Regions from separate parts of the Homo sapiens genome. Here region 2 is linked to region 1. Evidence: chromatin loops called from intact Hi-C (ENCODE). Cell type or tissue: dorsolateral prefrontal cortex. All regions are shown on one strand. Links, peaks and the distances in the headings refer to the core of each region. The heading gives the core; the rest is flanking DNA.

Region 1 (14,897 bases), core at 4,656-12,655:
TGTGTCAGGGACTAAAATCAGGTAGAATACAAAGATGGTAAAACAGTCTGGGAGAGCTTAAACCCGAGGCCATCTAGCTGGCAAGCGGCAGAACTTGCCACTCTGTGCACGTTCAAGTCCCTGTTCTTTTGTTTGTTTCTTGTTTTTTTTTTAGAGACAGGTTCTCTCTCTGTCGCCCAGCTGGGAGGGAGTGCACAGGCATGATCATAGCTCAGTGCAGTCTCCACCTCCTAGGCTCAATCGATCCTCCCACCTCTGCCTCCCAAGTAGGTGGGACTAGAGGCATGCGACACCATGCCTAGCTCATTTTTAATTTTTTTTTTATAAAGACGGAGTCACGGCTGGGCACAGCAGCTCATGTCTCTAATCCCAGAACTTTGGGAGGCTGAAACCAGCAGATCACGAGGTCAGGAGTTCAAGACCAGCCTGGCCAACATAGTGAAACCCCGTCCTACTAAAAATTCAAAAATTAGCCAGGAGTGGTGGCAGGTGCCTGTAATTCCAGCTACTCAGGAATGCTGAGGCAGGAGAATCACTTGAACTCTGGAGGCAGCGGTTGCAGTGAGCTGAGATCATGCCACTGCACTCCAGCCTGGGGCAACAGAGTGAGACTTAGTCCTAAAAAAAAAAAAAAAAAAAAAAAAAAAAAGCCAGGCATGGTGACTCACACCTATAATCCTAGCCCTTTGGGAGGCTGAGGTGGGTGGATCACCTGAGGTTGGGAGTTCGGGACCAGCCTGGCCAACATGGAGAAACCCTGTCTGTACTAAAAATACAAAAATTAGATGGGCGTGATGGCGCATGCCTGTAATCCCATTTACTCAGGAGGCTGAGGCAGGAGAATCGCTTGAACCCAGGAGGTGGAGGTTGTGATAAGCTGAGATGGCGCCACTGAACTCCAGCCTGGTCAACAAGAGCCAAACTCCATCTCAAAAAAAAAAAAAGATATTGATTTTTAAATTTTTCAATTCCCAATTATTCATTGTTATCGTGTAGAAATACAGTTTAGTTTTATATATAGACCTTGTATTCTACAACTTCACTAAATCACTTACTGGATCTAGTAGGTTTTTTGTACATTCATTCTGATTTTTTGTGTAGATGATGTTTTATTTTTCTTTCTTTTCATATATGTTCGCTATCATCTTTCTCTTCTTTCCAAGTCTGTGTGCTTTTTATTTCATTTCCTACCTTATTGCACTGTCTGGGACTTCCAATACAATACTGAATAGAGGTAGTAAGAACAGACATCCTTGGCCAGGCATGGTGGCTCACGCCTGTAATCTCAGCACTTTGGGAGGCCAAGGTGGGCGGATCACCTGAGGTCAGGAGTTCGAGACCGGCCTGGCCAACAATGCGGAACCCCGTCTCTACTAAAAATACAAAAATTAGCTGGGTGTGGTGGCATGTGCCTGTAATCCCAGCTACTTGGCAGCCTGAGTTGGGAGAATCGTTTGAACCTGGAAGGCAGAGGTTGCAGTGAGATGAGATCGTGCCACTGCACTCCAGCCTGAGGGACAAAGCAACAACACCCTGTCTCAAAAAACAAAACAAAAACCAGGCTGGGCGCGGTGGCTCTCGCCTGTAATCCCAGCACTTTGGGAGGCCGAGGTGGGCAGATCACGAGGTCAGGAGATCGAGATCATCCTGGCCAACATGGTGAAACCCCGTCTCAACTAAAATACAAAAAAAAAAAAAAGAAGCCAGGCAAGGTGGCACGCGCCTGTAATCCCAGCTACTCAGGAGGCTCAGGCAGGGGAATTGCTTGAACCTGGGAGGCAGAGGTTGCAGTGAGCTGAGATCGCGCCACTGCACTCCAGCATGGCGACAGAGAGACTGTCTCAAAAAAAAAACAAAACAAAACAAAACTGGACATCCTTACCTTGTTTCCAATCTTAGGATAAAACATTGAGTCTTACTATTAAGTATGATATTAGCCATGTTTCATGTATTTCTTTGTTTAATCTCTTAATTTGGCAATTCCATTGATTGATTTTATTTTATTTTATTTATTTTTTTGAGACAAGGTCTCCCTCTTATCCCCCAGGCTGGAGTGCACTGGCGCGATCTCAGCTCACTGCAACCTCCGCCTCCCGGGTTCAAGCGATTCTCCTGCCTTGGTCCCCCGAGTAGCTGGGATTGCAGGTGCCTGCCACCACACGCAGCTAATTTTTTTATTTTTAGTTGAGACGGGGTTTCACCATGTTGGCCAGGCTGGTCTCGAACTCCTGACCTCAGGTGATCCACCTGCCTCAGCCTCCTAAAGTGCTGGGATTACAGGCATGAGCCATCACACCCGGCCACTTTTTTTTTTTTTTTTTAAACAGAGTCTCTCTCTGAGCCACCTTGCCCAGTCCCATTGATTGATTTTCAAATGCCGAACCCACCTTGTATCCCTCGGACAAATTCCACTTGATCAGGACATGTTTTCCTCTTTATATACTCCTGGACTCAATTTGCTAATATTTTGTGATGGATTGTTTGTATCGATGTTCCTGAAGAATATTGGTCTGTACTTTTCTTTCCGGGCATGGTGGCAGGTGCCTGCAATCCCAGCTACTCAGGAGGCTGAGGCAGGAGAATCGCTTGAACCAGGGAGGTGGAGGTTTGCAGTGAGCCAAGGTTGTGCCATTGCACTCCAGCCTGGGTGACAAGAGCAAGACTCCATCTCAAAATAAAATAAAGGCGTAGTGGTTTTGCATTTTGAGGAACTTGTCTATGTCAGGTAAATTGTCAAATTTATTGCCACAGAGTTGTTCATAAAATTTCCTCATTATCCTTTTAATGTCCATAGGGACTGTAGTGATATCCCCTCTTTTACCTCAGTGTGCAAATGCTTTTCAAGCCTCTGCTTCTCTCACATTTTCTATTGTCCCATTGGCCAAAATAAGTCATATGGCCAAACCCTGAGTCAGCATGGGAGGGGACTCCCCAAGGGCGTGGATACGAGCAGATGTGAACAAACCGGGAATTATTACTTCTACAATCCACCACACGAAGTCCCTCCCTGTGGTAAGTTTCTGCCCCTAAGGGACAGATTTGTTCACATTAGTTGCTTGGTGATTTATTCATATATATTTATTTATATATTTATTAATATGTATTTATTTATATATTTATTAATATATATTTATTTATATATTTATTAATATATATTTAACAAATACATTAATAAATATATGTTAATATATTTATTATAAATAAGTTTATAGAAATATATATATATGGCCAGGCCAGGCGCAGTAACTCACACTTGTAATCCGAGCACGTTGGGAGGCCGAGGTGGGTAGATCAATTGAGGTTAGGAGTTCGAGACCAGCCTGACCAACATGGAGAAAGCCCGTCCCTACTAAAAATACAAAAGTAGTCAGGCGTGGTGTCGCATGCCTGTAATCTCAGGTACTCGGGAGGCTGAGGCACGAGAATAGCCTGAACCCGGGAGGCGGAGGTTGCAGTGAGCCAAGATTGCGCCATTGCACTCCAGCCTGGGCAACAAGAGCGAAACTCCGTCTCAAAAAAAAAAAAAAAAAATTAGCTGGGCATGGCAGTGGGCACCTGTAATCCCAGCTACTTGGGAGGCTCAGCCAGGAGAATTGCTTGAACCTGGGAAGCAGAGGTTGCGGTGAGCCAAGATCGCACCACTGCACTCCAGCCTGGGTGACACAGCGAGACTCTGTCTCAAAATGAAATAAAATAAAATAAGTAATAAAATAATAAACTCTATGACGACTGCAAGTCACTTCACACCTTGAAAATGATGTTTACATCTAGGATATATATATAGACAAGGTCTCACTGTTTTCCAGGCTGGCGTGCAGTGGCGTGATCACGGCTCACTGGAGCCTCAAACTCTTGGGCTCAAAACATCCTCCTGCCTCAGCCTCCTAAGTAGCTACAGAGGTGCTCCACCACACCCTGCTAATTTTTTAAATCTTTTGTAGAGATGTGGGTCTCCCTTTGTTGCCCAGGTTGGTCTCCAATTCCTGGGCTCAAGCGATCCTCCCGCTTTGGCCTCCCAAAGTGCTGGGATTACAGGCATAAGCCACTGCACCCAGCCTTAGGATACATAACTTAGTAGAGAAGTTGAGAAGTGAGGAGAGCATACTGAAAGGTAAGTCAGGGTGATGGGGGCTCAGAAAGTACCAGAAGGGCCAGGAAACAGATTCCACAAACATCAATTGAGTATTTACTGTATGCATGAATCTGCTAAAGGAATAACTGTGTGGTCAACAGAGCTGGAAAATATGGCTTTTCTCAATAATGAGCTCCCTGTTCACAGAAAGAATCAAGGATAGGCTGAATTTTGTGAGCTCCGGGGAAAGGTTTGGACTAGCAGATGTTTAAGGCTCTGTTCTTTTGGAATAGTCTATAATTCCACAACAGGGATAGTGTTTGGGGGAAAGATAGAAGGTGGACAAGAAACAGAAAATGAGGACACTGGCTGGGCGTGGTGGCTCACGCCTGTAATCCCAGCACTTTGGGAGGCCGAGGCGGGTGGATCACCTGAGGTCAGGAGTTCGAGACCAGCCTGGCCAACATGGTGGCCAACGTGGTGAAACCCCATCTCTACTAAAAATACAAGAATTAGCTGGGCATTGTGGTGGGTGCCTATAATCCCAGCTACTTGGGAGGCTAAGGCAGGAGAATCGCTTAAACCCGGGAGGTGGAGGTTTCAGTGAGCTGAGATCACGCCACTGCACTCCAGCCTGGGTGACAGAGTGAGACTCTGTCAGAAAGAAAGAAGGAAAGAAGGAAAAAAAGAGAGGAGAAAGAAAGAAGGAAGGAAGGAAGGAAAGAAGGAAAGAAAGAAAGAAAGGAAGGAAGGAAAGGAAGGAAGGAAGGAAGGAAGGAAGGAAGGAAGGGGAAGGAAGGAGAAGGGAAGGGAAGAAAGGAAGGAAGGAAGGAAGAGAGAGAAAGAAAGAAGGAAAGAAAGAAAGAAAAAGAAAGAAAGAAAGAAAAAGAAAGAAAAGGAAAGAAAAGAAAAGAAAGAAAGGCAGGCCAATAGGCCAGGTGTGGTGGCTCACGCCTGTAACTCCAGCACTTTGGGAGGCCAAGGTGGGTGGATCACTTGAAGCCAGGAGTTTCATACCAGCCTGGCCAACATGGTGAAACCCTATTTTTACTAAAAAAATTAAAAAAATTAAGTTACCCGGGCATGGTGGTGGCTAACACTTGTAGTCCCAGCTACTTGGGAGGCAGAGGCAGGAGAATGGCTTGAACCTGGGAGGCAGAGGTGGCAGTGAGCCGAGATCGTGCCACTGTACTCCAGCCTGGGTGACTGAGGAAAACTCCGACTCAACAAAACAAGACAAAAAACCAACAAAAAAGAGGACACCGAAGGAGGAAGGATGGGAGTGCAGGAGAGAACCGCTTGGGAGAGGAGAGAGGAAAGGGATGCTGGATAGGCAGACCCCAAAGTTTGCGCTTAGCCCGGGAGGGTTCTTGGCTTCACCGAGGAAATAATTCAAGGGTGAGCTGGTGGTGTAAGTTTTACTGAAGTGACAGCAGTAGCAGAGGTTCTGCTCCTGGCAGAGCAGGGCTGCCCCATAGGCAGGGAGCCCAGAATAGCAGCTGAGAGGCAGTGCTGCAGTGAGACTTATACCTACTTTTAATTGCATGCAAAGGAAGGGGCAGATTATGCAGAAATTTCTAGAAAAGGGTGGTAACTTCTGGGTGACTGCCATGGAAACGGGTGGTAAGTTCTGCGTGTTGCTATGGCAATGGTAAACTGACATGGCACACTGGAGGGCATGTCTTAGGGAGAGGTGCTTTCACCTGTTCCCCGTTTCAGCTAGTGTTTTTTGTTTGTTTGCTTTTGGGGGACGGAGGCTCACTCTGCTGCCCAGGCTGGAGTGCAGTGGTGTGATCTTGGCTCACTGCAGCCTCTGACTCCCAGGTCAGCCTCCCAAGTAGCTGGGATTACAGGTGCCCACCACCACGCCCATATTTTCAGTAGAGATGGGGTTACCTCATCTTGGCCAGGCTGGTTTTGAACTCCTGACCTCAGGGGATCCACCAGCCTCAGCCTCCCAAAGTGCGGGGATTACAGGCATGAGCCACCGTGCCCAGGCTGTTTCAGCTAGCCTTCAGTCTGGTCCAGGCTCTTAGCCCCATCTCGGGAGTCCAGTCCTGCTTCCTACCTCAAAAGGAGTGATGTGGCCACCAGGTGCGGTGGCTCACACCTGTAATCTCAGCACTTTGGGAGGCTGAGGCAAGTGGATCACCAGAAGTCAGGAGTTTGAGACCAGCCTGGCCAACATGGTGAAACCCTATCGCTACTAAAAATACAAAAATTAGCTGGGCGTGGTGGCGGGTGTCTGTAATCGCAGCTACTTTGGAGACTGAGGCACGAGAATCACTTGAATCCAGGAGGCAGAGGTTGTAGTGAGCCAAGATCGCACCACTGCACTCCAGCCTAGATGACAGAGCAAGATTCTGTCTCAAAAAATAAAACAATTAAAAAAAAAGAATGGATGGTGGGTGATGATGCAGAGAGGTTTAGGAGGGGAGGTTTTAGGTAAAACCTCCCTCACTGACTCCTCTCACTGACTTCTTCATCGGACACCCTCTTTCCTGCCTTCCCACACACATACCGCTAAGACTGTCTTCCCCGAGGTCACTATAGGACGCCGTGTCCCGAGATCCAATGCAACCACCCACTTCTTATCTCACACAGCCTCCAGGCCAGCCCAAGACACTGGAGACTACTCCCACCTTCCCAAAGCCTTTGTTCCCTTGTTAGTTTGATTTCCTCCCTCCCTGGAAGCTCAGAGCCTCCTCTTTCTCCTCCATCCCCTCCCAGGGCCACATCCTCAACCCATGTCTCACATTCCATGGAGCTTCATTTATATCACTGGCACACCTGTATTCCCAATCTATGTTTGTTGGTTTGTTTTGAGTCAGAGTCTTGCTCTGTCCCCCAGGCTGGAGTGCAATGGCACCATCTCGGCTCACTGCAACCTCTGCCTCCTGGGTTCAAGCGAGTCTCCTGCCTCAGCCTCCTGAGTAGCTGGGATTATAGGTGTGTACCACTTTTTTGTATTTTATTTTATTTTATTTTTTCGAGACAGGGTCTCACTCTGTCTCCCAGGCTCGGGTGCAATGGCATGATCTCGCCTCACTGCAACCTCCACCCACCTCCCAGGTTCAAGTGATTCTCCTGTCTCAGCCTCCTGAGTAGCTGGGATTACAGGCATGCACCACTATGCCCAGCTAATGTTTGTATTTCAGTAGAGACGGGATCTCACCATGTTGGCCAGGCCAGTCTTGAACTCCTGGCCTCAAGTGATCCACCCGCCTTGGCCTCCCAAAGTGCTGGGATTACATGTGTGAGCCACCACACCCAGCCTTGTATTCCTACTCTTGACCATGACTTGGAGGGTCTGGATCTGCAGAGCCCAGAAACTCCTGCACCGTGTAGTCTTGGTACACGGAGGTATCATGAAACCCCAAAGTTTGTATGTGATTTGCTTTTTCCTGTGTATCTGCATGGTTGATAAGGACAAGAAGATACCACAGTTTCAGAGGATGATACAGACATTCATTTGTGTTGGGCTCCTGTTGGCTTCACCAATATCAAAAAAGCTTCCAGCTGGGCGTGGTGGCTCATGCCTGTAATGCCAGCATTTTGGGAGGCCATGGCAGACTGTTAGTTTGAGCCCAGGAGTTTGAGACCAGCCTGGACAACATAATGAGACCCCATCTTTTTTTTTTTTTTTGAGACAGAGTCTCGCTCTGTCACCCAGGCTGGAGTACAGTGGCGCAATCTCAGCTCACTGCAAACTCTGCCTCCCAGATTCAAGCGATTTTCCTGCCTCAGCCTCCTGAGTAGCTGGGACTACAGGCGCCTGCCACCACGCCCGGCTAATGTTTTGTATTTTTAGTAGAGATGGGGTTTCACTGTGTTAGCCTGGATGGTCTTGATCTCCTGACCTCGTGATCTGCCTGCCCCGGCCTCCCAAAGTGCTGGGATTACAGGCTTGAGCCACCGCGCCCGGCCGAGATCCTATCTTTAAAAAACAACTTAGCCGGGCATGGTGGCACCCACCTGTGGTCTCAGCAACTTGGGAGGCTGAGGTGGGAGGATCGCTTGAGCTTGTAAGGTCGAGGCTGCAGTGAGCTATGATCGTGTCACTGCACTCCAGCCTGCGAAACAGAAACCCTGTCTCAAAAAGAAAAGAAAAGAGCAGCTGGAGCCCCCTTATCTCTGCACGTCTCCCCCACTCTCAATCACCTTGGTCTTTTTTTTTTTTTAATCTACCAAAGTCACTTTCTCGCCTCTGTCTGCCCAAACACCTCCTTCTACCAGAGGGAGGGAAAGGAAGTTTCTTCCTATCAAGGACATATAAATGACGGAGAGCACACTTGAAATAATGTCTCTCCCTTGACCTACATCAGTAGTGAGCATCTGCATGAATGTATTGATGTGTGTGTGCACGTGCGCAGATGTTCGCGTTAATGCATGCAATTCTGTGGGTATTACTGGTTACCTTTGTAAATATTTGAGTATGTATTTGTGGATATTATCTATATTTTATTTTATTTTATTTATTTTGACACAGAGTCTCGCTCTGTCACCCTGGCTGGAGTGCAATGGCGAAATCTCAGCTCACTGCAACCTCCGCCTCCTGGGTTCAAGCGATTCTCCTGCCTCAGCCTTCCAAGTAGCTGGGATTACTGGCGCGCGCCACCATGCTGGGCTAATTTTTTGTATTTTTAGTAGAGACGGGATTTCACCATGTTGGGCAGGCTGGTCTCAAGCTCCTGACCTCAGGTGATCCGCCCACCTTGGTCTCCCAAAGTGCTGGGATTACAGGCGTGAGCCACTGCGCCCGGCCCACCATTATAGTGTCATACAGAGTAGTTTCGTTGCCCTAAACATCCTCTGCATTCCACCTACTCATCTGTCCTCCCTCTTAACCCTTAGTAACCACTGAGGTTTTACTATCTTCATAGTTTTGCCTTTTCCAGAATGTCGTGGAGTTGGAGAAGTACACAATAAGTGGCCCTTTCAGACTGTGTTTTTCACTTAGCCATATGCACCTAAGTTTCTTTGATGTCGTTTCACAGCTTCAGAGCTTTTTTTTTTTTTCGAGAAGGAGTCTTGCTCTGTCACCCAGGCGGGAGTGCAGTGACATGATCTTGGCTCACTGCAACTTCCACCTCCCAGGTTCAAGTGATTCTCGTGCCTCAGCCTCCTGAGTAGCTGAGATTACAGGCAAGCGCCACCACGCCCAGCTAATTTTTGTTTGTTTTTGTTTTTGAGGCAGAGTCTCGCTCTGTCGCCCAGGCTGGAGTGCAGTGGCACGATCTTTGCTCACTGCAAGCTCCACCTCCCCGATTCACGCCATTCTCCTGCCTCAGCCTCCCGAGTAGCTGGGACTACAGGCGCCCGCCACCACGCCTGGCTAATTTTTTTTTTTTTTTGTATTTTTAATAGAGATGGGGTTTTACCATGTTGGCCAGGGTGGTCTTGAACTCCAGGCCTCAAGTGATCCACCCACCTTGGCCTCCCAAAGTCCTGGGATTACACACATGAGCCACCGCGCCGGCCTTTTTTGCTTTTTGTTTCAAAGAGCGATAGGGTCTTGCTGTGTCACCCAGGCTGGAATGCGGTGGTGTGATCATAGCTCACTCCTCTCACTCTTTTGGGGATCTTGTGTATTGGTGGAGGTGCCTGGGCCCGCTCTCATCATCATGTGGTAAAGATGACAAATTTCTGGCCTCCTTGGTGGCCCTCCGGGATGTGAAACTCAACCTGTCCAAGACGAAACTCATCCTCCCCACCCAGCCTGGCCCCTCATCTCCTGTCCCCATCTCAGCATGCAGCACCACCATCTACCTGCTTGCGAAAGGCAGAGATCTGGGCATCTTCCAAGACTCCGCCCTCCCTCTCCTGGCCGCCTGTTCCCATCCACCAGCAAGCCCTGCCAATTCCATCTCCCAACACATTCTGCACCCGTGCGTGCTCCCCGGCCCCAAAGCCACACCCTGGGGCTGACCTCGTTACTGAAGCCTCTGTGGTCTACCTGAAATTGTCTTGGCAACACCGGGTCCCCTAAGGGCAACCTGAAGCTCACAGATGTGCATGGGTTTTTCTGGACCGAGCTTTCAGGTTTGATTTTGTCATCCGTATGTACGCAGTTTTCTTTCTTTCTTTCTTTCTTTCTTTCTTTCTTTCTTTCTTTCTTTCTTTCTTTCTTTCTTTCTTTCTTTCTTTCTTTCTTTCTTTCTTTCTTTCTATTTTTTTTTTTTTGAGACAGAGTCTTGCTCTGTCACCCAGGCTGCAATGTAGTGGCACAATCACAGCTCGCTGCAGCCTCCGCCTCCCGGGTTCAAGCGATTCTCCTGCCTCAGCCTCCTGAGTAACTGGGATTACAGGTGTGCACCACCATGCCCAGCTTACTTTTTTCTATATTCTTGGTAGAGATGGGGTTTCACCATGTTGGCCAGGCTGGTCTTGAACTCTTGACCTCAAGTGATCCGCCTGCCTCGGCCCCCCAAGGGGCTGGGATTACAGGAGTAAGCCACTGAGCCCAACCTGTTCATGGTTTTTAAGGGGACGATGATTCCTCCTGCTGGGGGACATTTGGCAATGTCTGGAGACATTTTGGGTTGTCACAACTGGAGGGGGCTGCTAGTGGCATCTGGTAGGTAGAGACCAAGGGTGCTGCTAAACTTCATGCAATGCACAGGATGGCCCCCACAGCAAAGAGTTATCCAAATATTCTACATCTCAATAGTGCCGTGATCAAGAAAACCTGTACTTGTACTACCCGAAGTGTGAGCTGCAGACTGCAGCTGGTCCCCAAGCTGTTGATTTCCCATTTAGATGAGAGAGTCCAGAAAAAAAAAGCTTTCAGAATCTTTATTTTTATTTATGTTTTTTGAGACGGAGTCTCACTCTGCCGCCCAGGCTGGAGTGCTGTGGCATAATCTTGGCTCACTGCAACCTCCGCCTCCCAGGTTCAAGAGATTCTCCTGCCTCAGTCTCTGGAATAGCTTGCACCACCATGCCTGGCTAATTTTTGTATTTTTAGTAGAGACAGGGTTTCACCATGTTGCCCAGGCTGGTTTCAAACTCCTGACCTCAGGTGATCTCCCTGCCTCGGCCTCCCAAAGTGCTGGGGTTACAGGCATGAGCCACCGCACCCTGGCCAGCTTTTAGAACCTTTAAAGGCTGGGTACAGTGGCTCATGCATGTGATCCCAGGACTTTGGGAGGCCGAGGCAGGAGGATCGTTGGAGCCCAGGAGTTCTAGTGCAGCCTGGCAACATAGCGAGACCCCATCTCTGCAAAATAAAAAATAAATTAGCCAGATGTGGTGGCACATGCTTGTGGTCCCAGCTGCTTGGAAGGCTGAGGTGGGAGGATTGCTTGAGCCTGGGAGGTCCAGGCTGCAGCAAACCATGATCACACCACTGCACTCCAGCCTGGGTGACAGAGTGAAGCACTCCAGCCTGGGTGACAGAGTGAAACCCTCTCTCAATAAATAAATAAATAGAATCATTATAGTAATTTCACACAGTAATTTTATGACAGCTGGGCTCATGTTCTGCATGCCTTTTAAATTCCTTCCTGTATTAATAGAATTTTTTATTTTTTTATTTTCATTTTCTTTTTTTTTTTTTTTTTTGAGATGGAGTTTCGCTCTCGTTGCCCAGGCTGGAGTGCAATGGCGCTATCTCGGCTCACCACAACCTCCGCCTCCCAGGTTCAAGAAATTCTCCTGCCTCAGCCTCCAGAGTAGCTGGGATTACAGGCATGCGCCACCACGCCCGGCTAACTTTGTATTTTTATTAGAGACGGGCGTTTCTCCACGTTGGTCAGGCTGGTGTCAAACTCTCGAACTCAGGTGATCTGCCCGCCTTGGCCTCCAAAAGTGCTGGGATTACAGGTGTGAGCCACCGCGCCCGGCCTTTTATTTTCATTTTCTTGGAGACAAGGTCTCACTCTGTTGCCCAGGATGGAGTGCAGTGGTGCGATCACAGCTCACTGCAGCCTCCAACTCCTGGGCTCAAGTGACCCTCTCACCTCAGCCTCCTGAGTGGCTGGGACTACAGGCTTGTGCCACCATACCCAGCTAATAGACTTTTTAAAGAACAGTGTTAAATTTTCAGAAAAATCAAGTAGATGGTACAGAGAGTTTGAGTACACTCATTCTCCCCCAACACATACACAATACAATTTCCCCTTTTATTAACATCTTACACTGGTATGGCACATTTGATACAATCAATGAACCAATTTTTTTTTTTTTTTAAGTCAGAGTCTCGCTCTGCTGCCCACACTGGAGAGGAGGGGGTGCGATCTCAGCTCACTGCAATCTCCGCCTCCCAGGAATGAACCAATATGGATACATTTTTAGTAACTAAAGTCCATTCTTCATTCAGTTTCTTCAGCTTTCCCTTAATGCCCTGTTTCTGTCCCAGGATCCCATGCAGGATTTCACATTTATTTATTTGAGACAGAGTCTCACTCTGTCACCCAACCTGGAGTGCAATGGCGTGATCTTGGCTCCCTGCAACCTCCACCTCCCAGGTTCAAGCAATTCTCCAGCCTTAGCCTCTCAGTTCCTGAGAAACTGTCCCAGTTGAATGGAAGGAGAAGTGATGACTAAATGTCATGTGAGGCCGGGTGTGGTGGCTCACGCCTGTAATCCCAGCACTTTGGTAGGTGGAGATGGGCGGATCACCTGAGGTCAGGAGTTCGAGACCAGCCTGGCCAACATGGTGAAACCCCGTCTCTACTAAAAAGACAAAAATTAGCCAGGCTTGGTGGTGTGTGCCTGTAATCCCAGCTACTCAGGAGGCTGAGGCAGGAGAATCACTTGAACCCAAGATGCAGAGGTTGCAGTGAGCCCAGATCTCGCCACAGCACTGCAGCCTGGGTGACAGAATGAGACTTTGTCTCAAAAAAAAAAAAATAGCCAGGTGTGGTGGCACCCACCTGTAGTCCCACCTACTCAGGAGGCTGAGGTGGGAGGATTGCTTGAGCCTAGGAGGTGGAGGCTGCAGTGAGCTGTGATCGCACCACTGCACTCCAGTCTGGGCAACACAGCAAGACTGTGTCTCAAAATAAATAAATAAATAAAAGTACATACTAACAACATAATTTCTGACTGTCAAGGTTGTCTTTGACTGTCTGCTGGAGTAGTGTGTTAGGTTTCTCCACTGTAAAGTTATTCTTTTTTTTCCTCTTTCCTCCTTCCATACTGTGATCTTTGGAAGGAAGGCACCCCGTGTAGCTTACACCTAAGGATTGGAGAGTTACGTTCCACTCCTTGAGGGCAGAGCATCTACATGAATTATTTGAAATTCTTCTGCAGGGGAAGAAGTCCCTCATCCCCTATTATGAAATTATGTGCTCCTTTTTTTTTTTTTTTTTTTTTTTTGTTGCCCAGGCTGCAGTGCACTTATGCAAACACGGCTCACTGCAGCCCCAACCTCCCACTCTTAAGCAATCCTCCCACCTCAGCCTCCTGAATAGCTGGGATTACAGGTGTGCACTGCCACACCCAGCTAATTTCTTTAATTTGTTTTATTTTTAGTAGAGATGGAGTTTCGCTATGTTGTAAAGGCTGGTCTGGAACTGCTGGCCTCAAGCGATCCTCCCGCCTTGGCCTCTCAAACTGCTGGGATTACAGACGTGAGCCACCATGCCTGGCCTGCTCATTTCTTGACATCAGCATGGACTCACAAATATTCATTTTATATTTCGGATTATAATCATCCGACGTCATTTTTTTTTTTTTTTTGACAGGGTCTCTCTCTGTCACCCAGGCTGGAGTACAGTGGTGCAATCATAGCTAACTGCAGTCTCAAACTCCTGGGCTCAAGGGATCCTCCCGCCTTAGCCTCCCAAGCAGCTGGGACCACAGGCATGCACCGCCATACCTGGCTAATTTTTAAATGTTTTATTTTTCAGCCTGGGCAACATGGTGAAACTCCATCTCTACTAAAAATACAAAAACTTAGCCGGGCATGGTGGCACGCACCTGCACTCCCAGCTAATCAGGAGTCTGAGGCACGAGAATCATGTGAACACAGGAGGTGGAGGTTACAATGAGTTGAGATCTTGTCACCACACTTCAGCCTGGGTAACAGAGTGAGACTTCACCTCAAAATAAATAAATACATAAATACATAAATAAAAATTTAAAAAAAAAGAATGGGGCCGTGTGTGGTGGCTTACACCTGTAATCCCAGCACTTTGGGAGGCTGAGGCGGGCGGATCACCTGAGGTCATGAGTTCAAGACCAGCCTGGCCAAAATGTTGAAACCCCATTTCTACTAAAAATACAAAAATTAGCCAGGCATGGTGGCGTGCGCCTGCACTCCCAACTACTCGGGAGGTTGAGGCACGAGAATTGCTTGAACATGGGAGGCAGAGGTTGCAGTCAGCTGAGATTGTGCCACTGCACTCCAGCCTGGGTGACAGAGTGAGACTCCATCTCAAAAAAAAAAAAAATGAAGAAGTGGTGCTTTACCAGGGAGAGTCTGGGCAGCAAAACACCCTCCGGCGTCTCCTGGCATTGCTCCTGGCTGCACTCCAGGGACAGTGCCCTTCCTTGAGCACCAGCTTGGTCCTTCCCCAGGGCCTTTGTCCTTGCCAGTTGCTCTGCCCAGAATGCTCTTCTCCCATCTGCTTCTTTTCATCGCCCCATTCCCTGCCCTACCTCTCCCTCCTCCTCGAAGAAGCTTGCCCAGACAACTGCCCTAGCAAAAGCAGCTCCCACCCTGACTGTCACTAGCTCCTTTGCTAGACTGTGTGATTGTCCCAATATTTTATCCCTAGGTGAAATGATCTTTTTCTTTTCTTTTTTTTTTTTTTTTGAGACGGAGTCTCGCTCTTTCGCCCAGGCTGGAGTCCAGTGGCACGAACTTGGCTCACTGCAA
Region 2 (14,897 bases), core at 3,665-11,664, 200 kb after region 1:
GATGGGGTTTCTCCATGTTGGTCAGGCTGGTCTCAAACTCCCGACCTTAGGTGATCCCTGCCTGCCTTGGCCTCCCAAAGTGCTGGAATTACAGGCGAGAGCCACTGTGCCTGGCCTACTCTAGGATTTTTAGGATGGAGGAAACCCATTCAATGATTAGGAGAGACAAGAGGTGGAAATAAAGGTTGTATTACTTAGGGGTCCTGGGTAGGGAGGGCATGGCACTTCCAGAGGCCACAAACACACATATACACACACACACACACACACACACACACACACACACACACACACACACAGGTCAGGGAGAGCTTTTGCAGGGAGACAGAGGGGAAGCAACCAGTGTGACAATGCCGTGATTAGGTCCAGGGTGTTATCCACACAGGTTTCCCTCAGGGAGTTTTAATTGGTGGGTTTCATGGAAGCAGGCGTGAGTCTCAGGAGGTCAGGCTGTGACTGAGAGGTGGTCACTGCACCATATCTGCAGTCCGTGTAAGATGTGGATGGGTGGTGTGGGGGCCTGCAGAGCCAATCAATAGGCTGTGTCCAGCTGCCCCATAGGCAGGTGGTCATCGGGGGGAAGTTGGATAAAGCAGATCTGGATCAACCACATTGAGGAACTAGGAGCAGGTGGGGAACTGGAAACTGTGTCAAGGCTGACTGAGCCCTGTTTTTGGAAGGAGAGTCAAACATATTCAGAAAGGGGCTGACGCAACACAAATTAGAGGAATTCACTACAGCATTCGATTTATAAATTCATTTTGGAAGAAATAGCCTTTCTGAAATACTGAGTGTTTTGGGGGGAAACTCATCCTGTGTCTTTCTTTATTCAGATCTTAGTTAAGCATGGGAGATTTACCCATATTCTTCTTACGACTATTCTTTAATGTTTAAAAGCTTTTCTTGCCCTGTGAACAGGGTTTGTTTTCTCCTGCGTTTGCAAATACTCGTTACTTCAACCAAACAAAGCTGCTCCTTTTATAGAGAAATCTTGCTGTGAGCTCTAATTACTCCTGAAGTTAAGCCTCTAGAACTTCCTAGATACGTGATTATGGCTTCAAACTACAGTCAGCTTTGACTCTTGCTTTCAATATATTTATAGGTCTTATTTATTTATTTATTTATTTCTGTCTCTCTTTTTTTTTTTTTTTTTTTTTTTTTGAGACGGAGTCTCGCTCTGTCTCCCAGGCTGGAGTACAGTGGCGCGATCAAAGCTCACTGCAACCTCCGCCTCCCAGGTTCACACCATTCTCCTGCCTCAGCCTCACAAGTAGCTGGGACTACAGGTGCCCGCCACCAAGCCTGGCTAATTATTTTTGTATTTGTAGTAGAGACGGGGTTTCACCGTGTTAGCCAGGATGGTCTCGATCTCCTGACCTCGTGATCCGCCCGCCTCAGCCTCCCAAAGTGCTGGGATTACAGGTGTGAGCCACCGCGCCCGGTCTTTTTTTTTTTTTTTTTTTTTGAGACAAGGTCTCGCTCTGTTGCCCAGACTGGAGTGCAGTGGCACAGTCATGGCTCACTGCAGCCCCAAACCCCCAGGCTCAAATCCTCCCACTTCAGCCTCCCAAGTAGCTGGAACTACAGATGTGCACCACCACACCCGGCTAATTTTTGTATTTTTTGTAGAAACGGGGTCTCCCTATGTTGTGGAGGCTTGTCTTGAACTCCTGGGCTCAAGCAGTCCTCCCACCTTGACCTTCCAAAGTGCTGGGATTCACAGACGTGAGCCACTGTGCCTGGGCTTCTTTTTATTTTCTTACTGCATTGGGAAAACAGCAAGAGGGCCATCTTTATTTTGTTCTTGACTTTACCAAATGCAGTTCTCATATTTAATTATTAAGGAGTTTCTGTAGGATTGTGGAAATTGCCCCTTATCCCACCAGTATCAGGCAGCTAGGGGCTGTTGTAAGCAACTACCATGAACTGGGAGGCTCCAAACAATGCTAATTTATTATCTCACAGTCCCGGAGGCCAGAAGTCTGGAATCAAGGTGTCAGCAGGGCCATGTTCCATCTGAATCATGTAGGGGAGAATCCTTCCCTGCCTCTCCCTAGATTCTGGTGATTGCCTGTTGGGAGCCGAAAAGGCCAAAGGGATCGTGACCAACTCAGCATTCCACTGGAAGCTGTATGATCAAACAGCAAAGTGTTTATCATGAACGCAGGATGTGGGCAAACTCACGACTGCGCCTACCGCCAGAAGGTTTGCTGAGGGCAATCACTCCCTGGCACCACGCTCACTGGGGTTATCTACTGGGACATCTAGAGCCTATTGCTCGAAGAATGCAGCCTTGCAAGCCTGCTGTAAATCAAGCCGCTGACTGACAACCACCCCCCGCCCCCATCTCCTTTACCCAATAAAATGCAAAGGGGTCTAAAGCTCAAGGTACTTGTTCACTAGAAAGAAGCAAGGAGCCCCCCGACCCCTTCTTCCAAATATACTCTTTTGTCTTTATCTTTATTCCCACATTCATCATCCTTTGTTCAGTCCAACAGGGATGGAATCCGTGGCAAAGTGGCGACCCAGAACAGGGACTTGAGGACGTTGCAAAGTGGCTTCTGAACACAGAGACCGGAGGACGTGAACGAAGAAGGTCGGCTGGAGCAGAGGAACCGAAAACGACAAGATGAATGGGGACCCCGAGACAAGCCTGCCAGCAGCGGATATAAGGTCAGTGCCCTAAAGAAGTACTGGGAACGGGAAGTTTTCTGAATCAGGGTAACATGCGGCAGAATTTGTCTGTTGAAGAAAAACATGTGCACTTGCTTCAAGTTCTGTTGAGACAGTCTGGAGCTCAGGTTAATTCGCAGATACTAACCAACCTCCTGCAGAAGCCACAAATGGTTATTAACGCATAACCCATGGTCTCCACAGGCAGGCACTCTTGATGTGGAAAACTGGAACAGAGCGGGAGAAGGATTGAAACATGCTCATCAAAAAGGTCTTAAAGTTGATTCTTCTGCTTTCTGTACTTGCAGTCTAATTCGTACTGTACTTATGCCGTTATCTCCTTATTATTCTGCGGGACAGCAGGCTGAGTCTAAAAATCTGAAAGAATCTGTTGTCCCACCCACAGCTTCAATTGAAAATAAAAAACAGGAGAGGGAGGATAAAAATTGGCCTATACTGCCTCCTCCAGTTGCAGAAACATCTGTGCCGCCTCCTTCGGTAGCAGGAATAGAGACCCCAATACAAAGAATTTTACGCTCTGCTGCCATAGCTGGAGAGCCCTCAGGACCTTGTGCTTTTCCTATTTCCGTAAGGCCCGATTCAAATAATCCACAGCAGTTTATTCATGAACACACCCCACTAGAGTTTAAGTTGTTGAATGAATTAAAAACCAGTGTAGTTAATATCGGGGTACAGAGCCCATTCACTTTAGGATTGCCAGAATCTGCATTTGGTGCTATGCGTCTTCTACCCTTTGATGTAAAACACTGGGCTCGAACTTGCTTGTCTGCTAGTGCATATCTGACATGGAATTTAAATGGGCAAGAAATGTGTACAGACCAGGTTAGACAGAATCGTGCTGCTGGACACGGAGACATCGCAGAGGATATGCTATTGGGTAATGGCCCTTATTCAGACCTGGAACATCAAATGGAACTAAACGCGCCTGGGCCACAATTCCTGAAGAGGGAGTCCCAGTACAATCCTTTTTACCTTTCATGGAAGGGTCACAGGAGCCCTCTGCACAATTTCTTGCAAGATTACGAGAGGCAGTGAAGTGTCAGATTCCTCATGCCACTGCCGCAGAGGCGCTAACCTTAACTTTAGCTTCTGAGAATGCAGACGCAGATTGTAAACGTGCACTGGCACCCGTGAGGTGTACTAAAAACTTGGGAAATTTTCTCAGAGCTTGTCAGGATGTAGGAATTGAGCTTCATCGCTCTGCAATGTTAGCGGAAGCAATGGCTGATTTAGTAGTTGACAAATCTAAAAGGAGCCAAGGATTAAGCCCTCAAGTGGGAAAATGTTATAATTGTGGAAAAACTGGACATTTTGAAAAAGAATGCCGCCAGATCTCAGGACAGAGAGGACCTTATAATGCAGTACCCCCCCCCTCAGTGGAAAAAACGCCAGGACTTTTATTTACTTTTATTTACCCAATAAAATGTGAAGGGCTTTAAAGCTCAGGGCCCTTGTTCAGTAGAAGCAAGAAGCCCCCGACCCCTTTTTCCAAATATACTTTTTTGTCTTTATCTTTATTCCTGCATTTATCATCCTCTGTTCACTACAACAGGGATCAAGGTCAGTGACAGTTGCCGACAACCTTTGGCATTCCTTGGCTTGCAGACCCTTTGCTCGACTCTCTGCCTCTTTTGTCACGTGGCTTTCTTCCCTCTTGCCGTTTTACATAATCTTCTCTCTGTACCTTTCTCCTCCTCATATAAGGACATAGTGATACTGGATTAGGGACCACTCTCATGACCTCACCATAATGTAGTTACATCAGCAAAGACCCTATTTCTCGGCTGGGCACAGTGGCTCACGTCTGTAATCCCAGCACTTTGGGAGGCCGAGGCAGGTGGATCACCTAAGGTCAGGAGTTCGAGACCAGCCTGACCAACATGGAGAAACCTTGTCTCTACTAAAAATACAAAATTAGCCGGGCGTGGTGACACACACCTGTAATCCCAGCTACTCAAGAGGCTGAGGCAGCAGAATCACTTGAACCCGGGAGGCAGAGGTTGCAACGAGCCGAGGTCTTACCACTGCACTCCAGCCTGGGCAACAGAGTGAAACTCCATCTCAAAAAAAAAAAAAAAAAAAAGACCGTGTTTCCCAATTTTAAAAGTCACATTCACAGATACCAGAGGTTAGGCATTCAGCATGTCTTTTTGGGAGCTATAAATCAACCCACTAAACCACGGACATCTTTATTTGTTCTTCATTTTACCTAAAATGTTTCTCATATTTTAGTGTTATGTAAGATATTTCTGTAGGATCCCAGAAATTACCACTTCTCAAATTAAGAAAGCTTTATTCTGTTCTCTCTTTATTAAGCATTTAGTTTTTGTGCCTGTCTTCATTTTTAAATGAATAATGGGTATTGAATAGATATATCTCATAAATGTAATGTAGAGAGGACAAAAACAAGTTACGGAAGGATATAGACCATGTGGTAACACTCCTGTAAAGTTTTCAGATGTGCAAAACAAACCAGCATAGGTCAGGCATGGCAGCTCATGCCTGTAATCCCAACACTTTGGGAGGCTGAGGTGGGTGGATCACCTGAGGTCAGGAGTTCAAGATCAGCCTGACCAATATGGTGAAACCCCGTCTCTACTAAAAATACAAAAATTAGCCAGGTGTGGGGGAGTGTGCCTGTGGTCCCAGCTATTCAGGAGGCTGAGACAGAAGAATTGCTTGAACCTGGGAGGCAGACGTTGCAATGAGCCGAGATCGTACCACTGCACTCCAGCCTGGGTAACAGAGTGAGACTTCTTCTCAAAAAAAAAAAAATCCAAAATATTGTCCTTGGGTACATGCATAATTATTTTAAATAGGATAAACACCAAGTTTGGGAGGGCAGTTACCTTGGGGAGGGGAATAGGAGCAGGGTGGGGTACAAGGGACCTCCACTCTATTTGTTATGATTTGTTACGTAATGATGCTTTACTTTTAAGGTGATCTGAAATACATGAAGATGTCAAAACTTGAAAAAGCCGAGTGAAAGGCATAGCGTTTATATTTGTTTCTACAAACCTCTTTGCATGCTTCGTAATAAAAAAGCAAAGCCAAAATTCAGAGCGACAACCAATGTGCCACATGCCCTTTGCAGTGGGCTGGCTTCCCTGGTTACAGCAACCCTCTCATCTCTGCAGAGAATGGAAACCAGAGTGGTCATGGCCTTGGAGCTGAATCTTGTGACTTTCACCTTCTTCCCACATTTGTCCAAACCTCTTGTCCCTGCTCTTCAGGTCCTTGTGTGATGTGACCCAGCTGACACCCTAGCCCCAGATGACTGCCCCTGAATTAGTCTCAGCTTCTCCAACCTGTTCCCTTATCCTCTATTCTTGCATGTGCTGATACCGTATTGAGAACGTTCTTTAATGTTATTTATCTCCTCTGGAATAATTCTGACTCCCTCCTCAAGCATCACCTCCTCCAGGAAGCCCTCTCGGATCCTCCAGGCTCAGCCAGTGTCTCCAGTGGTCCTCACAGTCTCCTGTACTTCCCAAGCTCATCATATTGTCTTCAAATTCCGTGGTTACATGTTCCCCACTCGCCTGAGAAACAGGCCTCCCTTCCTTGTCCTGGGCCAGGGATAGATGTGGAGGTCTGCTGCCTCCTTCTAGGACCTCTCTTCCGCTCTCAGTTACCCCGCAGCGAGGTCTGGGCACAGGACATTGATGGGCAGCCTTCTGGCTTCCTCACTAAGCTGGACAGCTCCGCCCTGGCTCGCCAAGGCAGCTTCAGCCACAGGTGTATCCAGCAGAGCCTCTATCTCCTCCATAAGGTCTGATGAAACACTGCCATCTAAATCCTTTCCCCAGAACACATTCCTATGGTTGCCCTGGACAGAGATTGTGCAATCCTTGCAGTTTTTCTGATTTCCTCCCTTTGAGCACCTGTCCCTAAAAGCCTCAGAATGAAGAGGGCGTGCCCTCCAAAAAGTTCCTGCCCTACGGTTAAGCCTGCTGCTAAGTCAGCTTTCAGCGCTCCGTTTCTGATGATGAAAGCAAGATGAGTCAGATGGTTTGGGAACAAGGGAACTTCTAGAAAGAAGAGTCTAGGAAGCTAAGTTTTGTTAACCCTTCAGCGTCTCCTAAGCACTGCTAACTTTTAATGTTTAACCCTTCCTCCTCCCTCTGTACCATAGACATCCATTCTGATGTGTTTGATACATGCCCTTACATTAGTTTTTTAAGGAAAATATGCTTACATTTGCCTTTCTTATTGCTATAAATTTATGGGGTACAGGTGTAATTTTGTTGCATGCATAGATTTCATAGTAGTGAAGTCATATCCTTAATATTTATACATACTTGGAGTGTGTGTGTATGTGTGTGTGTGTGTGTGTGTGTGTGTGTTATTGAATCAAATCATTTCTGCTTCTCCCAGCTCTAGGCTACTAAGAATCTGGACTGCTGCTGCCTGTACAACTAGTTGATTACGATTTGTTTCATGTGTGTACTCACTACACTTTACTTACTCTTTGCCTGCTCAGGGTCTTGTAGGTTACCCCCAACTCTGCTACTGTAAACAACACTGTGTTGAACATCCTTGTAAATGCCCTTGGAGAAACCTTCTCTAAAAAGTATCTCTTTTTAAAATATCAGAGGGTATATGCCACCTGTATTTCACTACATACTTCCAGACTGTTTTCCAAATTACTGAACTAATTTATACTTCCACCAGCAGTGAGCAACAGTTCCCACTTCCTCACATCTTCACCAACACTTAATACTATGCATCTTTTTAATGGTTGCATTTTAATTGGTATAAGGTTGTACCTCATTATTTTTTCTACAATTAAGTAGACATTAAACTTTCCTGAAATATGTGCTCAATCTTTGGCTTCTTCTATGAATTGCCTTTTCATTCCCCTGGCCCATTTTTCAATTGATTTTTGTGTGTGGGTGTTTCTTTGTTTGTTTTGTTTTGTTTTTTGTTTTGTTTCTTGGGACAGAGTCTTGCTCTGTCACCCAGGCTGGAGTGCAGTGGCACAATCTCAGCTCACTGCAACCAACCTCTGCCTCCCGGTTCAAGCAATTCTCCTGCCTCAGCCTCCAGGGTAGCTGAGATTACAGGCGCCCACCACGCCTGGCTAATTTGTATTTTTAGTAGAGACGAGGTTTCACCATGTTGGCCAGGCTGGTCTCGAACTCCTGACCTCAGGTGATCCACCTGCCTCAGCCTCCCAAAGTGCTGGGATTACACATGTGGGCCACTGCGCCTGGCTGGCCCTTTTATGTTAATTCTTCTGACCTCTGGAAACATTAGCTATCTTTATCCAAATCCTTTTTACAGTATTCTCTAATTGAATTTAAATTTTTTTCTCTGCAGATATGTCCTGTGCATTTTTTTTATTTTTATTTTACAGTCTTCCTCTATTACCCAGCTAGAGTGCAGTGGCACTATCATAGCTCACTACAGCCTGGAGCCTCGAACTCCTGGGCTCAAGTGATCCTCCCACCTCAGTCTTCAGAGTAGCTGGGACTACAGGCGCATGCCACTACATTTGACTAATTTTTGTATTTTTTGTAGAGAGGAGGGCCTCACCATGTTGCCCAGGCTGGTCTTGAACTCTTGGGCCCAAGCGATCTACCCGCCTCAGCCTCCCAAAAGGCCGGGATTACAGGCATGAGCCACCGCACCTGGCCTCTGGTGCATTCTTTATTGATTCTTAGATACACGATAATTTGAGTTGCTATTTTAGAGGCTTTATTTTTCATTAACTTTCTAGTTTGTTGTTTCTATTAATTTTAGTAATGTAATCACTCTGTGCAAATGCTCTTCGTAGTTGCAATCTTTACATTTATTCCTCTATGTAGGTGATAATATTTTTTTTTTTTTGAGGTGGAGTCTCGCTGTGTCCCCGAGGCTGGAGTGCAGTGGCGCGATCTTGGCTCACTGCAAGCTCCGCCTCCCGGGTTCACGCCATTCTCCTGCCTCAGCTTCCCGTGTAGCTGGGACTACAGTCGCCCGCCACCATGCCCGGCTAATATTTTGTATTTTTAGTAGAGACGGGGTTTCACCTTGTTAGCCAGGATGGTCTCGATCTCCTGACCTCGTGATCCGCCCACCTCAGCCTCCCAAAGTGCTGGGATTACAGGCGTCAGCCACCGCGCCCGGCTGGTTATAATATTTTAAAATACCTGGCACATGGCAGGTATTCAATGTTTGTTGAAAGAATGCATGAACATTGAGAGTTTTTGATGAACCTGAGATGGTTCTGGGTAGACATGCGTAACTTCATTGTTTCTCGGTGTTTCTTTGAGAGAAGCCCCGTCACTGTACTCTTTTCAGGGTTGGTAAAAGAAAACTGGGGCTTCTAGGCTGGCCGCCGTGGCTCACACCTGTAATCCCAGCACTTTGGGAGGTCAAGGAAGGCGGATCATCTGAGGTCACGAATTCGAGACCAGCCTGTCCAACACGGTGAAACCCCATCTCTACTAAAAATACAAAAATTAGCCAAGCGTGGTGGCACGCACCTGTAATCCCAGCTACTTGGGAGGCTGAGGCAGGAGAATCGCTTGAACTTGGGAGGCGGAGGTTGCAGTGAGCCGAGATTGCATCACTGCACTCCAGCCTGGACAACAAAGGGAGACTCTGTCTCAAAAGAAAAAAAGAAAAAGAAAGTTGAGGCTTCCTGAAGCTACACACTGCACAGCCCCATCCGCCACCCACCAAGTGGTAGAGTCCTGCAGCTCAGCAGACCACCTCCTCAACAAAACCTCTGTTTGCTCTCTTCTGGCACAGAGGGAGTGAATCAAGGTCAGGTTCAGACCCAGCCTCTGAGGAGGGACCTGAACTGGCCTGGGGAGCTACGCCTTGGGGGCTTTCTCAGGAGCCAGCAGGGGTTACAATTTGGTCGGGTCCAGTGTGTCCCTCTCAGGCGGAAACCCAGCCCCAGGCCCATAAGAGAGGGGTCCAAGCTCCAAAGAGAAGCCTCCAGCACCAGCCTGGGGATGGAGCTGCAGCGACGAGGACCGGGAAGCTGGAACTACCTCACCCCGAGCCCAGCTCAGCCCAGCCCAGCCCAGAAAGGGCCCAACCCTGTGATTGGTCCAACCCTGTGATTTGTCCTTGGGTCCCTGTTGCCAGGAATCCAGGCCAAGAAAATGAGAAGGAAGGAAGGGAGTGCGTAGGTCCAGTGAGGACGAGGGTGAAATTTATATCTCTGCCCAGGTCTCGGTGCCTGCACCGCCATAGACACCACCAGGTACAGCAACTGGGGCGGGAGCTACGAGGAGGTCCCCGGAGGTATGAGCAAGGAGACTGCCCCATCCCTGCCCCGGTGTCTGGGGTTTGATGGGGGAGGGGAGGGAAGAGCCAAGACGGGCCAGAGTCGTGGGTGCAAAAAAAACAACACAGAGCCAGTTGGACCAGGGGCCAATTCCAACTCTGCCACTTAGAAGCTGTGTGACCATAGGCAAGTTACTTAACCTCTCTGAAACTCAGTTTCCTGAGAGGAACCCAGGCCTCTAGGGCTCAGTCCTGGGGGACCCAGCATGCCGTCCTTGTTCTGCCAGGGCACTGGGGACGCTGGGTGCACTGGAGCCCGAGACCCCTCTTCCTGGCCATGGCTGTCCTGGTCGCCAGTACTGTGGGCTGTGATTCTGAGTATCCTATTGTCCAAGGGTGAGTGACCCTCAATGGGGAGGGGTTGCGTCTGGCCCCCCTGGGGACACAAAACCCCCACTGCATGGCGCACCAACTGCGCCCTGGCGTCTTGCTCGCGTCTGAGCGTGAGCAGAGTGTGTGTACATCTTTGGGCCGTTTGCAGTCACGCGTGTGCACATGGCGTGCACGTATGTGTGCGAGTCCCCACGCGTTTGTCTCCCATCGGCGTGTGTGCACATAGTGTGCGCTATATGCCTGCCTGCCCGCCCGCTCTGTGGTCCCGAGTCGGGGGACCCCGCACCCCCCGGGCAAGGGAAGGATTTCCGAGTCCCTGGCCTTGCCTGCAGGAGCCTCTCTCCGCAGCCTCCACGGAGCGCGCGGCGCTGCTCGGCTGCCAGGACCTGCTGAGGACAAACGGTGTGTGCAGAGCCGGGCGCCTGGGCGCCCGGGGCGTGTGCGGCGGGAGCGTCTGAGACCCCAGAGATGGAGTCCTGGGTGCGTGGGGGCCCTGTGGTCCCTGAGTCTGGCCACGGGGTGTGGAAGGGAGTCCCCTGAGTCCTCCCAAGTGACCCGGCGGGCATGCGTTTTGGGATGGGGGTCGTTCCAGCCTCGAAGCAGACGGCGGCGCTGGGTGCCCTGGAGGAGGAGGTGGGAGCCTGCCACAGCTGCTGTGAGGGGGCGCGGCCCAGACTATGGGCGCAAGGGTGGGGTCTTGTGGCCGGGATGGGAGGGGGGCCGGAGGCGAGGCCTGCGGCGAGTGGGGCGGCGGGGGGCTGGTCTCCGAAGTCCCGCCCCATCCTCGCCTCCCTCGCCCCTCTCACCCCGCGGCTCCCAGGCTCGGGGACGCAGGCGCTGCTGCAGACCACGAGCGCGGAGCTTGGGGAGGCGCAGGCGAAGCTGATGGAGCAGGAGAGAGCCCTGCGGGAACTGCGTGAGCGCGGTGAGGGCCCGACGCGACCCCAGCCCTGAGCCCTGGCCGCGTCCCCCGACCCCGACCCCGACCCCGTCCTGAGTGCTGACCCCTGACACTGATCATGCACCCCGTCCTGACCCTGACGCTGCACTCTGACCTTGACTGCCACTCCTAGCGCCGGCCACACCCGGACCCTGCCCAGGTGTAACCGTCCTTGACCCTGTGCCATCCTGGTGGCTGGCACCGAGGGTACAATGACCACGGACAGGGGTCCTGACCTTTAGCTAGTCCTGACCTTGAGCCCAACCAAAATCCCCATTCCCTTGACCCCGCAGTGACCCATGGCTTGGCTGAAGCCGGCAGGGACCGCGAGGACGTCAGCACCGAGCTGTACCGGGCGCTGGAGGCCGTGAGGCTGCAGAACAGTGAGGGTGAGGGGGGGTAGGAGGGGGTGCGGTGTAAGTGGACCCTGCCCGTGTGCGTCGCCGGACCCCCTCTTTGACCTTGGCCTGGTCCTGTGGCTCCACCCCTGAGCCCGTGGGGCCAAACCCCTACCCCCTGCATCCTCTTGGTGCGCTCTCCCTGGAAGCACTCGACCTCTCTGACCCTTGCCACCCTACAGGTTCCTGTGAGCCGTGCCCTACGTCGTGGCTGCCCTTCGGGGGCTCCTGCTACTATTTCTCTGTGCCGAAGACCACGTGGGCAGAGGCGCAGGGCCACTGCGCCGATGCCAGCGCACATCTGGCGATGTAGGGGGCCTGGGGGAGCAGGTGCGCAGGAGGAGGCGGCGTTCACCCGAGGGGGCGTGGCCGGGCGGTGGGGCGGCGCCGGGGGAGGGGGCAGGACGGGTCTGACTCTGCAGGCTCAGGTGTCTCCTCCTTTCTAGGACTTCCTGAGTCGTGACACTAGTGCCCGTGAATACTGGATCGGCCGCAGGGCCGTGCAACACCTGCGCAAGGTTCAGGGCTACTCGTGGGTGGACTGAGTCCCACTCAGCTTCAGGTAGGGGAAGGGCTCCTGGTGAAACCTGGGGGCCACAGGTTAGACTCTAGAGGACATGTTTTGAGGCCGAGGTGGGCGGATCACCTGAGGTCAGGAGTTCAAGACCAGCATGGGAAACGTGGCGAAACCCCATCTCTACTAAAAATACAAAAAATTAGCCGGGCGTGGTGGCACACGCCTGTAATCCCAGCTAACCCTGGATGCTGAGGCACGAGAATCACTTGAACCCAGGAGGCAGAGGTTGCAGTGAGCCGAGATTGCGCCACTGCACTCCAGCCTGGGAGACAGAGTTAGACTCCGTCTCAAAAAAAAAAAAAAAAAAAAAAAAAAAAAAAAAAAAAAAAAAAAAAAGTCATGCTTTGGCCAGATCTCAGGGACCCCTTGGCTGGGGCTCCATGCTTAGGGATGGGCAGGCTGGACCCTAGGAAGTGTCCTTGGGTTAAATTCTGGGCGTTAGTAAGTTATATCCCAGGTGTATACTCAGGTTAGACACTTGGGGTGTCTAGCGTAGACCCAGGCAATAAACAGGCTAGAGCCTGGGAAGGAAGTGGGGGCCCCGGGTCCATCCCTAGCTTAGATTCCCAGCATCACCCCCCGCCCGGCCATTCAACCACTGCAGCCACTGGTTACAGGGGGAACGCAATGAATTTTGGGGGTGCGAGGCCTGTGTCATGATTCTGGGCATGGGGCTGTGGATAGACCCACCACGTGATGAGAAGGCTGGCCGGATCTGTCAGCAGAGGCACGGTGCTGACCCCGCCCGGTGCCCCAGAGCCGTGCCCAGTGCCCAAAGGGGTGCTGTGCACCATCCCGGCTACTGGAACCCACTGCCAAGGATTTTCTTTTCCCCATCCACCACTGCTGAGAACCAATCGGCCAGGCCCAGCCCTGTCCGGTGCCTGCACTCTGGGACCTCTGCTCTGACTTCATGCAAACCTAACCTAACCTTCACTGGCTCCAAAATCTCCATTTCTGGATCCCAGTGGTCTGACCCCACCTCTCCTCCTAGCCAAGGTCAGGCAACTGAGGAATGGAGCTATTTGGTTTTCCTGCACTTTCCCGCAAAGGGGAAAATGGTACTTCCTGCAAAGCTCTCTTTGCAGCCTGGGGGAGCATCAATAAAGGTTTGAGAAATGGATCCAGGCTCCTGGCTCTGGTGAGCTCTTATTTATTTATGTATGTATTTATTTATTTATTTATGTAGAGATGGAGTCTCACTCTGTCACCCAGGCTGGAGTGCAGTGGCACAATCTCAGCTCACTGTAACCTCCGCCTCCCAGGTTCAAGGGATTCTCGTGCCTCAGCCTCCCAAGCACCTGGGATTACAGGCGTGTGTCACCATGCCTGGCTAACTTTTTATTTTTTAGTAGAGACAGGATTTCACCATGTTGCCCAGGCTGGTCTCGAACTCCTGGACTCAAGTGATCTGTCTGCCTCAGCCTCCCAAGTAGCTGGGATTAGAGGCATGCACGACCCCACCTGGCTCAATTTTGTATTTTTTATAGAGATGGGGTTTCACCATGTTCCCCATGCTGGTCTCAAACTCCTGAGCTCAATCGATCCACCCACCTCAGCCTCCCAAAGTGCTGGGATTACAGGTGTGAACCACCATGCCCGGCCCTCTGGTGAGCTCTTCTAAGCTTCATCCCAGAAGCCCTGGTGTAAACCTTGTGAGTGACCCCTGATCTCTCTAAGTGACCTCATAGTCCTATGATGCTTCCAAACCCAGTGGGTAACCTGCACTAGGCCAGGAGGGCTTGAAGGTAGGGGCAGTTGTCCACTCAGCACTGTTAAAATTCTCAGCCCCCTGGCACAGAGTGTGGTTCAGAGGGTTCTGGGGACACAGGAATGGGTCAAACCCAGTCCTTATCCCCAGGACCTCCACATTCTGGTCTAGCTGGGCACAGGAACATGATCCGTGCATGGAGCGGGTAGCTGATGGGCATGGGGGAGCCACTTTTTGTTGGGGTCCAGCCTCAACACTACCCGTAGGTAGCCAAAGTCCAGTGGTGACAAAGAATGAGAAAAGACAAATTAAGATTTTAGGCCTGGCGCGGTGGCTCATGCCTGTAATCCCAGCACTTTGGGAGGCCGAGGCGGGTGGATCACGAGGTCAGAAGATTGAGACCATCCTGGCTAACACGGTGAAACCCCGTCTCTACTAAAAATACAAAAAATTAGCCAGGTGTGGTGGCGGGTGCCTGTAGTCCCAGCTACTCAGGAGGCTGAGGCAGGAGAATGGCGTGAACTCGGGAGGCGGAGCTTGCAGTGAGCCGAGATTGTGCCACTGCACTCCAGCCGGGGCAACAGAGTGAGACTCTGTCTCCAAAAAAAAAATAAAGATTTTAAAGCTGGTCCAGGGGGCCATTTGCCAGAGTGAAGGCTGCAAAACACCCAGAGCTCTGGTTGCCTGACAATTTATTGAGAACGGTCTTTTGATCTAAGAAGCGGCTGGTATGGGATGAAACGGTGAAGGAGGGGGAGTGTACGTCATTGGAAAGATCTGTAGCAGTAGCAGTTATATGAATTTCCTTTAAGCTAAAAGCATATGTCTAACTACGAAGATAATCTTCAACTTATCAGGCTGCAGCTGGTGGGGACTGGTTTTACAAGGAGCCAGGATGTCTGGTCACATTCCAATGCTTCAAGGGAGTTTTTCAGCCCAGAGCATTCTGTGTAAAGCCGC

The links. Hi-C counts contacts between places; a loop is a spot of excess contacts. Peaks named below come from ENCODE experiments on the same cell type or tissue, not always from the same donor. Only the 100,000 strongest peaks of a DNase experiment are listed, where the experiment ranks them.
Region 2: it touches region 1 in a loop (1.9-fold over the local background); 8 of 110 quality-filtered maps call a loop at or near these places.

Annotation. Positions count from the first base shown.
Region 1 is chr19:7,572,719-7,587,615 of GRCh38, forward strand. No RefSeq gene overlaps it. Among named protein-coding and RNA genes, the nearest start is that of CAMSAP3, 16 kb to the right of the region's middle. In dorsolateral prefrontal cortex, for the core only: no CTCF peak of the experiment used is centred there; a DNase peak (open chromatin) is centred at 9,593.
Region 2 is chr19:7,777,665-7,792,561 of GRCh38, forward strand. LOC105372263 (a long non-coding RNA gene) reads left to right here. Exons shown (of 5, transcript XR_001753858.2): 3 at 2,491-2,673; 4 at 2,878-2,944; 5 at 5,832-7,520. It also overlaps the pseudogene CLEC4GP1. Among named protein-coding and RNA genes, the nearest start is that of CLEC4M, 22 kb to the left of the region's middle. In dorsolateral prefrontal cortex, for the core only: no CTCF peak of the experiment used is centred there; no DNase peak of the experiment used is centred there; H3K4me3 peaks cover 1,428 bases; H3K27me3 peaks cover 2,531 bases.